Linked DNA regions of Mus musculus: region 2 is linked to region 1. The links are chromatin loops, found by intact Hi-C in ENCODE. Cell type or tissue: left cerebral cortex. All regions are shown on one strand.

Region 1 (8,000 bases):
AATTAATCTTTCTTTTGCTTTGTGGTGGGAAGTGTGCAAGCAGTCTGTTGTTAAGCTGCATCTTAAACCAGCTTTCTTCATCACAGCTTTATACCAAGTCTTGACTCTGTATCATCTCTAATATGACTCTCATTAATGGAGGTCCATTTGGGGTTTATACCACTGGGTTGGGTTAAGTTGTGTCACACTCTCAGATTTGCTCAAGTACCTCTGGATGTGACCTACTTCGAGATAGCATCTTTGGAGACGAGATGGAGATAGGGTAAGGCCATCCAAAGTTACAGCTAGCTTAATCCGTGTCAGGTAATAGTTGCTACCCTTAAAAGAGAAGAGATCCAAGCAGACATACAGGGGATATCACATGGCAACCAGAAGATCAGGGTGACACACTGACCAGCTTGAGGCACTGAGGATGACCTGCACACCCCCAGGAACCAAGCAGAGGCCTGGGGCAGATCCTCCCTGCATACCTTCCGAGGAAGCTGGTCCAGGCAGCATGCGATCCCAGGTTTCCAGTCTCCAGAGCTCCAGGAGAGAATGCACATCTGTTGTTCTAACTTCCCTAGCAGCTCAGCTATGGACAGATGCTGAAACATGACTCAAGCTAGGCTAGGGAAGAAGAAGAAGAGTCTGTCTCTTAGAGTTACAGGACCAGAACTGCCAAGCCTGTTATTTATTTGTTACAGGAGGCATTCAGGCTAAAGCTGAATTGTAAAGATCAGAACATACCCTTCCCCTATAGGAGTGTACACAAGATGGTGATCTCACTCTACTTATTTATTTTTGGTAGTTTTGAGGCTCGAATCCAGAATCCCACATGCTCAGCACATGCTCGGCACATGCTTGGCACATGCTCAGCACATGCTTGGCACATGCTCGGCACATGCTTGGCACATGCTCGGCACATGCTTGGCACATGTTTAGCACATGCTTAGCAGATGCTTGTCCACTGAGCTACATCTTCAGGCCCTGACGGCTTATTTTATTTTTCCCCTGTAGATGTCAGTTACCGATAGGGTTGGTTAACATAGCTGCTTCATGACATCAGAGACCCAAGACACTTCTATGTTTCTGCTGCCATTCTAGGAAAGTGATCTCTACCTCATGGCTAAAATCCAGCTTCAAGGCTGCCTGTCATCCTGTAGGAGAAAGCCAAGTGAGGGAGACTTACTCAGGAAGCCACATAGGAGAGCTCTGTCTGCTGCCCAAAATTTAGTCATATCACCAATTTTAACTCAAGATAGACTGGAAATATACTGTTTCGGGAATGCATGAGTCTACTTGTTTGTTTACAGATTCAACTAGAAGCATCTTCCATAGAGTGTTTGTGGAGAAATATCAAGCGCAGAAGTCCTATGGGTAATTGCAGGTAAGACATTTAAGGGGAGGAATATTTGTTCTGAAAGTAAAAAAAAAAAAAAAAAAATTAAAGTGAATGAATTTCAGTTATACATTTCCAGGAGGAAGGTGAGATGGCTGAGAGAAAGTAAAGTCCTGGAAGAAAGGATCCAGGAGGGTGCTGGTGAGATGGCTCAGTGGATAAGAGCATCGACTGCCCTTATCCTGTCCTGAGTTCAAATCCCCAGTAACCATATGGTGGCTTACAACCACCTGTAATGAGACCTGATACCCTCTTTTGGGGTGTCTGAAGACAGCGACAGTGTACTTACATATAATAAATAAATAAATAAATAAATAAATAAATAAATCTTTAAAAAAAAAAGAAAAAAAGAAAAGAAAAGAAAAAAGAAAGGGTCCAGGAGAGGCAGGAGGTTAGCCATGATAACCTGGAGGATTCAGAAAGATGAGACCCTTAGGTGATGCTCTGGACAAGTTTCATGAAAAGAGTGGCCAGCAGTGTGCAGAGAAGAGGTGGCTATGGTCTGACTATGTCAGACCTTGGGGTGGCCTGAACATTACAATCTCATTGCAAGTTTGATCCTGTCAAACAGCGGGGCCTTTGTGAACTGGCTGTCACCAGAATAGAGCTCTCCCAGATGGAAGTAAGGGTTACCAAAGGGCTTGAAGGGGGCGCCGTTTGCTCTTTCCTTCCTTTCGCCCTGTGAGCAATCAGCAAGCCCTCACCAGACAGCACTGGGTGGGAGTCTTGATCTTGGGCCGCCTGGCCTTCGGAACAGTGGGGAAGAAATCTCCGTGATTCACAAATTACCTAGCCTGTGATATTTTATTATATGATAGCAAAGCATATCTACGGGAGAGACCGGTTAAAATAAAGATCGGGTCTTTACAGCACTAGAAGTCCTGACTTTCCTGTTGGAAATTAAAGGAGACATCAAGTCTTTTTCTTGAGGCCATTGCAGCCAGAGACTGAATGACTGAATGAGCTTTTGAAACCTGGAAGTTAGGTAAGTCTCAGTGAGGAGATGAAGGATACAGCTCCCCGTGCCTCCTGAGGGACGGGTTGCACCTGAACACTGAGGTCATTGACTATCTCTGTCACCACTGTCAGGTGGGGGGGGGGGGCATAAAAGGCCCTAGGATATGGAGCCCAGCCAGAAGGCTCTGGAGAACAAGGGTTTAAACCTTTACCTGGTTCTAGGGAAGAAATCAACACATGTGCAGCACTGAGTGAGGCCTTTGCACTGAGATGTGTGTAAGGATGGGCTGGGGGCAACCCAATTTCACACCAGGTGAACTGTGGACAAATGAATTGTGTTCCACGCACTAACTGAACAGGTAATTGGCATCTTTTTTTTTTTTTTTTTTTTTTTTGGCTGCTCCTCCCAGATTGGTTGCTGCTGTTGGCTTATCTGCTCTGGGGCTCAGTGCCACCCTTGACTGCTTAGTTCTTCTTCACCCTAGGGAGGCAGGGTGTGGCTAACTTCAAAGTGGTGCTGAAAAGAGACAGGCCTGCCTTCTATTAAACCACTAAGGGGTAGGCAAGCCCCTTAGCTGCTCTATTCCAGTTTTCACACCTGCCGACCACTGGCAATGATTATATTATTCAGGGGTGGCTGTCAGGAGTGACCTGGTGCATGCCACATTCTGACACCTAGGAAGGCTGGAGTCACTGGGGAAAGATGTCCTCACATAACACCATCCAAAGATTCTGTGATGATGGCCGTTGATCACTTGAAAGTGTCTAGTATAGCTAAGGAAGTGTCTGGTGTAGTTAAGAAAGTGTCTGGTGTCTGGACTGAAAACTTTCACTTTATTCAATTTTGATTGTTTTACATTTATTTATTTATTTTCTTTTGCAGGTCTGAGGATGAGCCTTCAGACTCAGGGCTCACCCATGCTAGGCAAGCACTTTATTGCTAAATCATATTCCCAGGCCCCAGCTAGCCCCTTACTTTACATTAATTTAGTGGTGTGTGTGTGTGTGTGTGTGTGTGTGTGTGTGTGTGTGTGTATGTGTGTGTGTGGTGTGTGTGTGGTATGTGTGTGTGTAGCATGTGCATATATGCACACAAGGCGTATGTTGTGCCGGACAAGATCAGAGGTCAACCGCAAATGTGATCGATTCCCTGGGCACTGCCCACCTCCATTTTTAAGATACAGCTTTTCATTGACTTGGAGTTCTCACTTTGGGATTGGCTGGGGAGTCCCAGGGATTTGCCAGCCTTTGCCTCTCAGGGCTGGGATTATAAGTGGTGTCCATCTAGTTTGGATTTTTTAATGTGGATTTTGGGGCTTGAACTTGGATCTTCATGCGTGCACAGTAAACTCTTTACAGACAGGATTGTACTATGTAGGGTTTTTTTTCTTTTCTTTTCATGCAGTAGTCCTCAAATCTCCACTCTCTTGCCTAGACCCCCTTCTACCATCCTCCTTAGGGCTGGGACTATAGGCGCAGGCCACCAGCAGGCCTCTTATTTTACGTTTAATAACTACCTGGGGCAAAGGGCTGTTGGTCACCTGAGGCAGGAATTCTACTGGGCTGTGCTAAGGATGGACGCTCAATCATACGGACCCTATACCAGAATGCATCTGTCCATGTGGTACTCTGCGCTCAAAGATCATCTCAATTGAAGACTGCATTCACCTCAACCCACTGCCCTCAGCTGTCCACTCTGTCCACGCACAACCTTATAAATTCCTTGAGAAAAGTCAGATGGAGGACTGGTTCTTTGCAGAGGCTACTGAGGCCCTTGGCTCCTTTATTTTTGCAGCAAACAAGGAGGCTTTCTGCATGTGCAGTTCCATTTCATAGATGAGGCTCAAGGAGGCTCAGCCAGAAGGCGGGAAACAGGGTAAACTCTTGGAGAACTCTGATGCCCGCAAAGACACTTCCTTGGGTCGGGTTGTCAGGGTGGTAGAGAAAGCGGCGGGTAAATATTTGGGGCGGTATCCTGGACTCCGGCGACACCCGTCACTGCGGTTCTTCAGAGGCCAGCGCGTGGCTAGGGCGGTGCCGGGAGTAGGGGGTGGAGGGACAGGGGCGTCCCCTAGGTCGTCTGGGACTTACTCAGCAGCCCCGCCCCGCCCCGCCCCTGCCGGTGGCTATAAGACGGAGTAGCCGGCGGGTGGCGCGGCTCAGGCGAGTAGCTAGCGCTCAGGCTCGGCAAGGAGCAAGGCAGAGGCACCGGAGCAGACTGCAGTGCAGGCGGCAGCCACCAGGGCCAACACCTCGCAGCATCTCTGCTACGCGTGTCACTGAGCAACTTCTCCATGAAGCCGCCCTCAGCGCAGAGCAGTCCCGCGGCGGTCGCGGCCGCAGGTGAGTGCCTATTTGGAGGTGTCTTCTCCACCTCTGCGCCCCGGGATCGAAGCCAGGGACTGCGTCCACGCTAAGCTACACTCTCAGCTCCGGGGCCCCTGAGAGCTGGAGCCTGCAAGTAGGGGCGAGAGAACAGAGGTCGCTAAGGTCTTCTTCCACTGCCCACCCTTCTGTCCTCCATCACCCTGGCATCCCGTCTCCGGATCGCTCGTCCGATGCAGGTTTAGTTTGGTTTTCCACGCGGGACAAGGAACCGGAGTCTGACACGTAACGGGTGCCTGCTGACTCAGACTTCCCGCCGCCACGCGCTCCAGGGAGCGAGCGTGGGCAACAGTAGGAAAGCGCGTGGGGTGGGCTAGGTGACTTCCAGACTTTCAGCTCAACCCACGGAGGCTTCTTCTCCTCCGTGTCTGGTGACAGGCGCTTTAGAGGGTGGTTGGGAGGTTACGGAGTAACTGACTGCGTGGCTGTCACTGGCAAAGGCAGAGTGGAGTTCTAGGGAACGCTGGCCGCCCCTCCAGATGCCCTCTGTGCCCTCCCTCCCCTAGCCCCGGCCATGGACTCCGCGGCCGCTGCAGACCTGACCGACGTGCTGTGCGAGTTCGACGCGGTGCTGGCCGACTTCGCGTCGCCCTTCCACGAGCGCCACTTCCACTATGAGGAGCACCTAGAGCGCATGAAGCGGCGCAGCAGCGCCAGCGTCAGCGACAGCAGCGGCTTCAGCGACTCGGAGAGTAAGTGAAGCCCTGTTGAAGTCAGTAATCCTCAGACTCAGGCTTCCTAAAGCTCTAGATTCACCTGGGTTATCTTTAAACTGAGGCACGACATCTGGGGAAAGTCAGACCCGGGGATCTGCACGGCTCTGAGATGCCTGAAGAGTTGACTTTCTGAGTCGTTAGCCCAGATGTGCGGGGGTCATTAAGGCGTTCTTGGGGAGAGAGGTACGAGGGTGGGTGGGTGGCTCTTAAAGAGCTGTGGGTCTACCTGTCACGGCAGGTGTGTACCATGAGGCCTGAGGGTTTGTGCAGTCAGCCAGAACTCCTGGGAGTCCAGCCAGGCCTTCCAACCTTTTCCCGCCTTTCTACCCACTCTTCGCTCTTCATTTTTTTTTTTTTATTTTATTTTATTTTGAGACTCTCCCAAGGTGATCTATGTAGCTGCGGGTGACCTCGAACCTCTCTGATCCTCTTTCCTCGGGCTTCAGGGTGCTGGGGTGACAGTGCAATGCCACCACATTTAGGCACATCAGTTTATAGGCAATGCTGGGGGTCAGACCTAGGGCTTCTTGCACGCTAGGCAAACACTAGACCAACAGCACCCTCCCTTTCCTTTTCCAGAATGGGTGTTGGGGAACATGAGGACACGAGTGAGCACAAGAATGAAACATTTGTGAAACCAAAATGGTTTCATAAGCTGCTGTTTTTGGAATGCTTGAAATAACTTCGTTCACTTTCTGCCTAGCTCCCAGGCTCTTTCGCCACTCCAGGCACTTTTGAAACAGTCTCCCGCTGGGCTGCTGAGTTCAAGTACAGGGTTTCAGGCACGCCCACCCTCCAGGTTACCCACAGAAGGTCATCCTAGTAACCTTTTCCACATTGCCTCTGGAGAGGGGAAGGGGGAGGGGAGGGGGAGGGGGAGGGGGAGGGGGAGAGAGAGAGTTAGTTTTCAGTAACTCAAGTGACCTGCAAGAACAGTGAATTTGGTGACCTTTTATTTATTATTATATAATTGTTTTCAAATCTTGGCTTATTCACTGTTTTTCAATGTGAACTTTAAATTCTGTTTGTTCTTGTGCCCTTAGTCCCTAGATACAGGCTCAGACATCACCAATTGTGCTGTCCCCAACTCTGGGAGTAAAAGTCACATTGCTGTTTTGAAATCTAGAAACATTTTCCTTTGTTACTAGGTGAAGATTCTGAGCCTGAGCTGTCCTCCTGAGAAGGGATGATGTTTGACATCCAGGTCAGGATTTGAATCTGAAACCCAAGCTCTGGTTTGATTTTCCTTAGCCACCTACACAGATCACCACGTGACTTAGGGGGCGAAGGGGGAGGGAAGAGGGCTGGTGAGCTGTTCATTTCCATTTAGAACTTTTGCGTCTTGATGCCAATGACCTGGTCACTTGTTCTCAGCAGTCAAGTGAAGCCTGACGCTGGAAATTTTTCTCCACAGCTGTGGTGTAACTTGAATATATTTCTTTCCACTGGGTCAAGGAACAAATTTTTCATTGTGTATAAATTCTCTTCTCCACAGAAGAGAAGGCTAGGTCTGTCCCCGATGCTCTGTAATCAAGTTCAGCTCCTTGCTAAGCCCCAGCCTCAGTCTAGATTAGAGTCTGAATTTGTGCAGTGATGTCGAACAGCACCCACCAGTTCTGCCAGGAGGGGTTTCAGATCCACGGTATGTTTTTAGGAGTCTCAAAAAGAGAATTCACCACAGTTTCTTAACAGTTGGAGAGAAGATTGACAGAATTTGCAGTTTTCTTAGGCATATCTCTGTGCATTTTGCTTTCTGCTTTTGTTGTCAACTTAAGCTTTCTTTCTGTGGTGGTTGGAGAGTAACAGGGAGGATCTAAGAAAGCACAGATGACCTTGGTCTTTGCCGTCAATGTGGTTTTGTTCCCTGCATGCTTAGAAATCGTCTTGGAGGGCTGGAGAGATGGCTCAGCGGTTAAGAAATCGTCTTGGTGGATTTTGTGTGCATCTAAGTCATGCTTTCTTAAGGACACATAATATGTCTGTCTTAATTGTCTCCAGGAATGGAGTGCAGACATTCCTAATACTTGTCTGTCTGGTGGAAGTGGATGTCTGGGAGAGGTGCAGCCCACTGAAACTTAGCTCTCCTGAGAGGGCCAATCAGGCTTATCATGGTGGTGGTGGCAGCTAGCTTACTTTTAGCAAGCCCTCACTGGGGTTGCTATGATTGTAACGTGATAGCTCTTGTTATCAGCCATCTCTGGCTGGTCTTCCAATGTTATCACACAAAATCTTTACCACAGTCCTACAAGTTAGGCACTTTTATCTTCATTAGTTTTGCTCTGGTTGCCTAGCATGTGAGCCAGAACTTGAGTAGCCCAGCGTTCCCTCAAGCTCAGATCATGTATCTTTTTGTACGTGGTATTGCAGGTCCTTTTCAAGGCTTTCAGGATCAAAGGTCTGTGGACCTAGGTGATGAATATTCCTCCTCATTTTTGAAAAATACTACCCCCCCATTAAAAAAAAACAAAAAACAAAAGCAGGTTGCAGGACTGGAGTGATGACTCAGAGGTAAAGGACAGGTATTGCTTTCCAAAAGGACCAGACTTCGGTTCTGAACACCC
Region 2 (8,000 bases), 98 kb after region 1:
GTGCTTTGATGGGGCCTCCTACACTTGGAAATACATTTGGGTTTTGTATTTTAAATCTTCATTGTGAATATTCATTATACATGGTACTGTGTTATATAAGGACATTTTCTTACAAGTGTATCTTATATTTTGAGCATAGTCTACCACCATTTTTTGTTTTGTTTCATTTATTGAACTTGTCTGCTGAAACTTGGTTTCTTGTTGAAACAGGGGTTTGATTCACAGCTCAGGGTGTCCTGGAATGACATTGCCAGAGCTGACCTTGAGTTCATGATTCTTCTGCCTAGGAGATCTTGGGCATCTGCCGTCATATTTGACTCACTAGAAAGTTTTTTGGAAGAGTCTGTAACCAGCCTCTACAAAACATGGTTTTATGAAAGTTTCTTAACAAAGATCAGATGCCTCCAAAAAAATTAACATCAGCTTAAAAAAATAGTTCCAGCCAGGCGGTGGTGGTATACACCTTTAATCCCAGCACTTGGGAGGCAGAGGCAGGTGGATTTCTGAGTTCGAGGCCAGCCTGGTCTACAAAGTGAGTTCCAGGACACCTAGGCTACACAGAGAAACCCTGTCTCAAAAAAAACAAAACAAAACAAAACAAAAAGTTCCTGGGCTGTGGAAGGGGCATACGGGGTGATATGCAAGCAAACAAGAGGACGTGTGTTTACCCTAGCACTCATGGAAAAAGCCAGATGTGGTGGCATACCCATATAAGCCCAGTGGTAGAGGTAGAGACTGGTGCTGACTGGCCAGAGTACAACTAATCTGTGAGCACGGGTTCCAGTAAGAGTCCCTGTTTCAAAAACTAAAGAAGGGAGCAATGAAAGAAGACATGTGCCATTGACTCTCTGACCTATAACCCTCCCCGAGGCCTGCACATACACACGGACACCCCTCATGCATGCCATCATAGTGAACTTTTCCTCTCCTTTTCTCTTCTGTGCTCAGTCAGCTACCTCCTTCCCAGCATCAGCACCCTCCGGATACTTAAAAATGTAGAGTTATAATGTCTTTTCCCCCTCCTGAAACCATTCTGGTTCTTCTCCATGACAATCGAATGTGTCCTGGAGGACGTGAGTCATAAGGCGGCCTGTGCCTTTCAAGATTCTCTCTGCTTCTGCTCTGCCATGCTGTCCTGGGGCTATCATCTTTGCTGCTCTGCCATGCTGTCCTGGGGCTATCATCTTTGCTGCTCTGCCATGCTGTCCTGGGGCTATCATCTTTCCTGGGATCTCCTCTCAGAGTGGACTGAAAACCCCTGGAACCATAAGTCCAGATATACCTTCCCTCTCCTAAACTGTTTCTGTCTGGTATTTGGCCACCATGACACAAGAATAACAAACACAGCCCCTTCTGTCCTCACCCCAACCACAGTTCCTCTGCCTCGGGGGCTTTCAAATTCACCCCAGCTGTTGTTTGGGGAGAGCGTGTGGACAAAAGGACTCCAAGCAAGCCGTGATGATGGATGGCCATGCAGGGGGATCTGTATTATGACGGAGCATCCTTTCTCACTGAGATACGCCATTCTGAGGATAGACTTCAGACGCGGAGGCACAGAGCCAGGCCAGCTGTGTGGAGCTGTACTCCAGCCAAGCAACTGAATGTCTGCTTTCAGGCGGCCCGAGGAGCTGTTACAGTCCTCTGCCTCTGCCGCCCAGGGCCTGCCCTTCTCCTCCAGTGTCTAAGAAAGGTCACAGGGAGAAAGATTCTTTAGTGCTAGTGTTCCACATGTGGTTCCAAACCTTTGTTCGAGAGCCTGTAATGAATGTGCTTGCTTATACCCGTCAGCCTTGAATGGAGTTGTTCAAACCTCTGAGAACACTAAAGGAAATCCACCCGAGAGGGACCCCTTCTTCAATTTATCAACCTTGTGTGTACATCAACCGACCTTCTTGTCTTCTTCACTTACCATCTTCTCTTTGTGTGTGTGAGTATGTGTGCGTGTGTGGGTGTACGTGAGTGTACGTGTGCATGCATGCGTGTATGTGGATGTGTATGTGAATGTGTGTGCATGTGTGTGTGCATGTATGTATGTGTGTGCGTGCATGAACATGCCCATATGCATGCATGTGTGTATGTGTGCATGTATGTGCATTTCTGGGCTCTGAGCTCCCTGGCCTGGATGCAGTTTCTTCGGTTTCCTCAGGAGCGAGAGTCTCCCACAGGCCGCGCTAAGACCAAGGCTGTCCAATCAATCAGGCTAGTTCCAGCTTCGCCTTGTAGTTTCTGTCAGGATGGCGCAGAGGTGATCACTGTTTTCTTCTTCCTAGGGCCCAGTTTCATGTGGGCTATGCAACTTCTACACAAGGACTCGGACCAACCAGTCTTGGTGAGATTCACTGTTTCTGGAGTTCCCACCGTAGAAGTGTTACTAGTGTAGAATAAGGGAACTGACAGCGTCATTAAATCAGTGTCTGCATTTATGAATATAAACATCCCAGCACGAGGAAGTCCAGTTTTAATATCCTCTGAGTAAATACACCTCTTTTTCCTTAAGTCTGAAAGGCTTCACGTATGGCCTGGTACCATGAGACCAACTACAGGGAGGATCCTGTCAGGTTCATGCGGCCATCTTGAGACCTACATGAAGTGCATACCTGCTCCATGAGGCTTAGAGCCATTGTTCCCTTTCAGTTCCGGGTCATGCCAGCTACTATTACTACCGCTTCATCTGGGTTTGATATCAATAAGTCCTTACATGCTGAGACTCCTCTGTGGCCACACCACTGTCTTCAGAGGCCAAATTTATCCTCATATACACTAACTACTCCGAAGCCTGTGGTGTCTGGTGCCTGTGGGCCACAGGGGAGGGACAACCTTACAAAGTGGCTCACATCCCTTGACAGGATTTCTTGAAGCAGAGCATGGTGTTCTCACCACCCTCCGTGATCCGAGCCACTTTAAGAGTGCTGTATTTTGCTCTGAGTGGCCCAAATACCACAAACACTCCTCAAGTTCAAAGTTACACATGACCCTGGCACTCCAGAGGTCAGCGCATGCTGCGCATGTCTGCGTTTGAAGGTTGACGCCTCAGACAGTGCTCAGACTGCACCTCCATCTGAGATGGTAGGCAAGCACACCCCTCTGGAGCAGGCTGAGTTTGCAGAGCTCAACATGCATACATGTTGAGCGCTTGGCATTGTTCAGCTAGGGTGAGCTCTTGCATGTACAGTAGCTTTTCAATCCTTGATCTTTTTGACTCGTCTGCACTTTTACTGTTCAAAGCTGGAAACAACAGGCAGAACCCTCATCTGTTGAGCGAAAGATCCTTCTTGTGTCATATTGATGATGCTCATGTAAGGAAATATTCACATTCAGTCAGCAACAGTGTGGTTGATAGAGGCGCCAAGGTCCTGTGTGCTGGGAGACAGGCTACCATGTGCTAAATATGCTCGTAGGTTACACCGAAGTGGCATGGCTATTACAAGAAACCAGAACAAGCCACAGGAACACAGAACTGTAGTTTTAGTATTTTTTTTCTTCAAACATCTTAAGGCATTGGCTTAGTTCAAATGAGACCCAGAAGACTGGCTCAAGTTTGCCAGGTAGTTAATGGGACTCAGGATCTAAAACCTCTCTACAGACTAGTGTTCTAACTAGAGTTATAAATTCTCCCCACTACCAGTAGAAAATTGGAATTTTAGTCGTGCCGCCAGAGCAAATGTTAGCAGCTCAAGGCAGCAGGTAAGATCTTTACTACACATCCCTGTTCATTTAAGTGTTTTTCTGCTCTATATATTATTGGGTGGATTTTGAAGTTGACTGCGGCCCTCCAGAGATGCGGTTTCAGAACAGGTTGCTCATGTAAGGGGAGACTGGCTTAGAGGTTGGGGGATTTCTCTTCTACTGCCTTTGTTGGAAGCAAATACAGATGGAGGATAAAGCAACCATTTTCTGTTTCCCTCTCTCTGCATCTCTGTGCTGGGTCCACTGAGGAATTTCAAGTTGGCTGACCTGGCCGGCCCAGGAGGGAGCCAGGTGCAGGGAGGGTGGACTTTGGTGCTGGCCTTTGGGGACCTCTGATTAGGCTGTGCTCAGAAACCCAGTGAAACCCAGTAATGGGCCTTCAAAGCCTCAGGGTCCGTTTAGAGAAAAATCCTTCAGGCACTGAGGAATTTCTCCTCCTCAGTGGGTTCCCAAGAAAGGGGGTAAAGAATTAAGTGATTCATTCCAGACATCTGACACTCCTTCAAATCCTCCCGCTCTGAGCCACTCTGTGGCTGCGCTCAAGCCGCCCCATCTGCAATGAGGTCATCTTATTGGGGGCACAAAGGATTCCAGGGGGAACATACATCACATACTGCGGCTATTCACAGTGCTCGTTCCTCCTGGCTGCTCACGACTAACAATGAACCTTCTCAGCATTTCATTTGCTTGCAAGAGAGACTCGGGTTAGATGTCTTTCAGTGCACACCCCACGGGCACACAGTGCGGTTATTATTATGTCCTGGCGCTAATGAGAGCCTGGGAACAGCTCACAGTGGCCTAAAATTAAGTTCATTTAATAATAAACACATCACTTTGTAGGTAGCGTAAGAAGTTAAAAAAAAAAAAAAAAAAAAAAAAAAGCCGTGTTCCCCTCCCTCACCATCTTCCCCTTTACAAATAAGAAAACACAGAAGTCTATTTTCTCTTTCAGATAACAATTGCAAAGGATGTCTGGCGACCAGGAAAGGGAAACTTAATTACTGGGAAACATTCCTTCCATGTTTAAAAAGAATGGCTCTGCATACTCAGGTTGTTGTGTGGAGAGCCTGCTTCTTGAGCTACTTGTGACTGCTATTTCCAAAGGCTGCCAGGGGCAGTGTCCTTGGGGCTAAGCTGCCCCTTGATGGGTGTTTCCTCAGTTCACTGCTGTACCCAGGAAGAAGGGTGCCGTTTTAAGATTCTTCTCAGAAGTGTCCCATGCCTTAGCCCCCATACCTCTGAGTGCCTGAAAGCACACAGATAGAATTTGTGGGGACAAGAGAGGAAGGCAAAGACAGTTTGCAAGAAGAGGAGAAGAAAGGAAGAAGGCATGGGAGCCCTCCATGAACCCAGGGAGCAGCAACATGCAGTGTGGGTGAGGGGGCTCCTGCCAGTGCTTGCAAGCCGAGCTAGGGGCCTCCAACCTTGCCTGCCTGCCTGGGACTGGATAGCTCTGAGGCTCGAGCCATCCATGTCTTCATTTGTGAAGTCATACTCAGAATTCAGAGAATGATCAAGAGTCTGTGGTCTGGAATCTTGCAAAAGCAATGAGTTTTCTGTGTTTAAGCACTTTATCAGTAAAAAGTGCCCCTCTTGCTGGGCAGTGGTGGCACACGCCTTTAATCCCAGCACTTGGGAGGCAGAGGCAGGCCGATTTCTGAGTTCGAGGCCAGCCTGGTCTACAAAGTGAGTTCCAGGAAAGCTGGGGCTACACAGAGAAACCCTGTCTCGAAAACCAAAAACCAAAAATCAAACAAACAAAAAGTGCCCCTCTTAGAATGAGAACAGAACCATTTAGCAAGTTCCTGCAGGGCAGTGAATCACCAGGGAATGCGAGTGGTGGGAATTAGTCACGTGATTACATTTGGAAAGCACTTACTGAGTTGGAATTTTGTGCATTTTGGGATAATTGAGCACCTGGAACAAGCAGGTGACTAGAAATACAAACCACACACACATACTCATTGGGTGGTGACACCATACTGGGAAGCGACTGCTTTTATTTGACAGCGGATGAGCAGGAGATGGGGTGTTAGAAGAGATGGGGAACCTTTTTTCTCTGTCCTACAATCAAATGAAATGAATTTACGGGCCTGTACGATGACACTGTACCTGGCTAGGGTAACATAACACAAGGTGAGTTTTCCAGCTTACACTAGGTAAACACGCACATAATGGGGCCTCAGCACTGAATTCATGTCAGAGCAGCGTTTCATCACGTGCTCGAGCGACGGTTCTGTTGGATTGTGTGATTTTAAAGACTTTGAAAGACAAGAGAAAAATATGCGTTTCTTTAGTTAAATCAAAGCAAGTCTCCAGGCGACACCCAGTCAAACGCAGTGTTTTGGATTTTGGGTAATTTGTCAGACATGAGCACTCACTACGTTCAGCACTGTAATTTGGATGGCGAAGTATACTGTACTCCACAGTGGAACTCTGGGGAACTGAAAAGGGCTGACACAGGGAACCTGAGGCAGGATATCTTTATCTTTCAGCTCGGGTAGCAGCGTGAATAGAAGTCAGGTGGGACAGCAAGCACCCTAGGGACCGTTTGGTTCCTTTCTGTCCAGAGAACAGGATTACTGAGAGAATCCAATGCCTTATCAAGTACTGCTGTCCAAATACTTTCCAGTTAAGGTTAACTGCTGTAAAATTGTTATTTGCTGGGCAATACACACTGCAGAGAAAGCAGAAATAACCACAGACAGGAACATGTTGGGAGGGTTTGCAGACTTGTCCCTCAGGGTCAAACTATGGGCTTTTATTAAAAGGCTTCGTATGGCATCTGGCAGCAGATGACATATTAAGGCAACAGTGGGTGATTTTTATCCTTTGGGTTTAGAACTAGGCCTAGCCTTACAGTTCCTGAGCCTGTATCCTTCAACCCTGACCTTTTAAGAAATGCAGGTCAACCCGTTTCCTTTGCAGACCTTCAACCCATCCAGAGTACACTTCTACTCGTAGGTCTGCTCGATGCTGGACATGGCACAGGTCGGCTTGGTCGCTGCCTCTTCGTAATTCTCTCTGCTCCTATTTGCGTCCAATCGTGGGATGGTGAAGTGTGCGTCTTAGATACTGGACAGCATGGTGGAGGTGAAGATCTGTTGTAAGATCTGAGGGATCTTCTTGGTATCCATAGCGATGAAGGACCGGCCAGCTGGCAGAGTTCTCTGAAGCCTGTCAGAGGGAAGGGAAGGGAGGGAAATCACCATTGCAAATCAAGGCTCCATTCCAGCCCCTGCCTGGCCGCCACAGCATCCAAATGGGTTCTTAGGGAAGGATGCTTTCACACTCTCATACCTTACCTGCAGCTCAATTGTCTGTCTCTAGGCAATGGAAGGCCTGAGAAAGCATCAGGGAGAGGCAGGGAAAGCAAGAGCTTTTCAGTGAGAGAATGAATGGATCTCAAGTTCCGGCCTCTCCTGAGATGTTCTGGTCCCTAGACAAGACAGTGCCTGAGGGGCCCATCTGGAATTAGCTCACCTGCATCTGGCCGCACACTGCATTTTTAAAAGCCTTTCCTTTCTTAGAAAACAGTCCTCCAACAACGTACTACACAGCCAAGTCCCCAAGTGGGTCTCTGGTTCCTCCCCACCACATACTGTGAAATGCAATCTGCATTATCTAACTGCTGCTTGACAAAACTGAGGTTGAACAGGCTTATGGTAACTTTTCTTTTAAAAAAATGTCAATTTATCATTTGGAATAAAAGGCCATCTTTGAAGGCAATAAGGCGGCAAGACACAGATGTATTGAAAAGAAGGCTGCCTTTCATTGTGCCAACAAAGTTTGGTTTTGGAGTGACATTTAATAAAAGTCAGGCACTCTGTGCAGTATCATGTATTTGGCGTGCGGGGCAGAGCAGCTAAGTCTGCACCATGCCTTTTGCCAGCAACGGTTGGACCATTTCCCCAGGAAACCACAAGGGTATTATTGTGCTTTTCTAAGTACTCCAACAGGATCTGTTCACTAGAAAGAAAGAAAGAAAGAAAAAAATGCCCATTTCAGCTCAGCCAGCGTTTGCTGAGCTTGCCGTCTGCCTGGCTCTGGTGCTGGGGAGATGTGCACAGAGAGGCTTTGAGGACAGGAAGCTTCCAGAAAATGTGAAGTGCTAACATGAGAGAGAGAGAGAGAGAGAGAGAGAGAGAGAGACAGAGACAGAGAGAGAGACACAGAAAGACAGAGACAGAGAGAGAGAGAGAGAGAGACAGAGAGAAAGAGAGAAAGAGGTGTGTGGTTGGCTGGCTGAGCAAGTTTGAGTCCATGATGTCAAGGCTCAAGCTTACTGTGGATGCTGCAGCACCCGCAGGGCT

Evidence for each region. Hi-C counts contacts between places; a loop is a spot of excess contacts. Peaks named below come from ENCODE experiments on the same cell type or tissue, not always from the same donor. Only the 100,000 strongest peaks of a DNase experiment are listed, where the experiment ranks them.
Region 2: it touches region 1 in a loop (9-fold over the local background); 7 of 42 quality-filtered maps call a loop at or near these places.

The regions. Positions count from the first base shown.
Region 1 is chr14:79,298,130-79,306,129 of GRCm38, reverse strand. Rgcc (regulator of cell cycle) reads left to right here and starts at 4,495. Exons shown (of 5, transcript NM_025427.2): 1 at 4,495-4,681; 2 at 5,230-5,415. The coding sequence starts at 4,633. In left cerebral cortex, a CTCF peak has its summit at 4,549; DNase peaks (open chromatin) are centred at 6,073, 6,782, 7,131, 7,471 and 4 more places; H3K4me3 peaks cover 3,307 bases; H3K27ac peaks cover 2,490 bases.
Region 2 is chr14:79,199,962-79,207,961 of GRCm38, reverse strand. It overlaps Vwa8 (von Willebrand factor A domain containing 8), which reads right to left. Exons shown (of 45, transcript NM_027906.1): 45 at 5,652-6,864. The coding sequence ends at 6,756. Among named protein-coding and RNA genes, the nearest start is that of Gm4632, 4.8 kb to the right of the region's middle. In left cerebral cortex, a CTCF peak has its summit at 7,573; DNase peaks (open chromatin) are centred at 4,333, 4,739, 6,869, 7,634 and 1 more place; H3K27ac peaks cover 2,616 bases.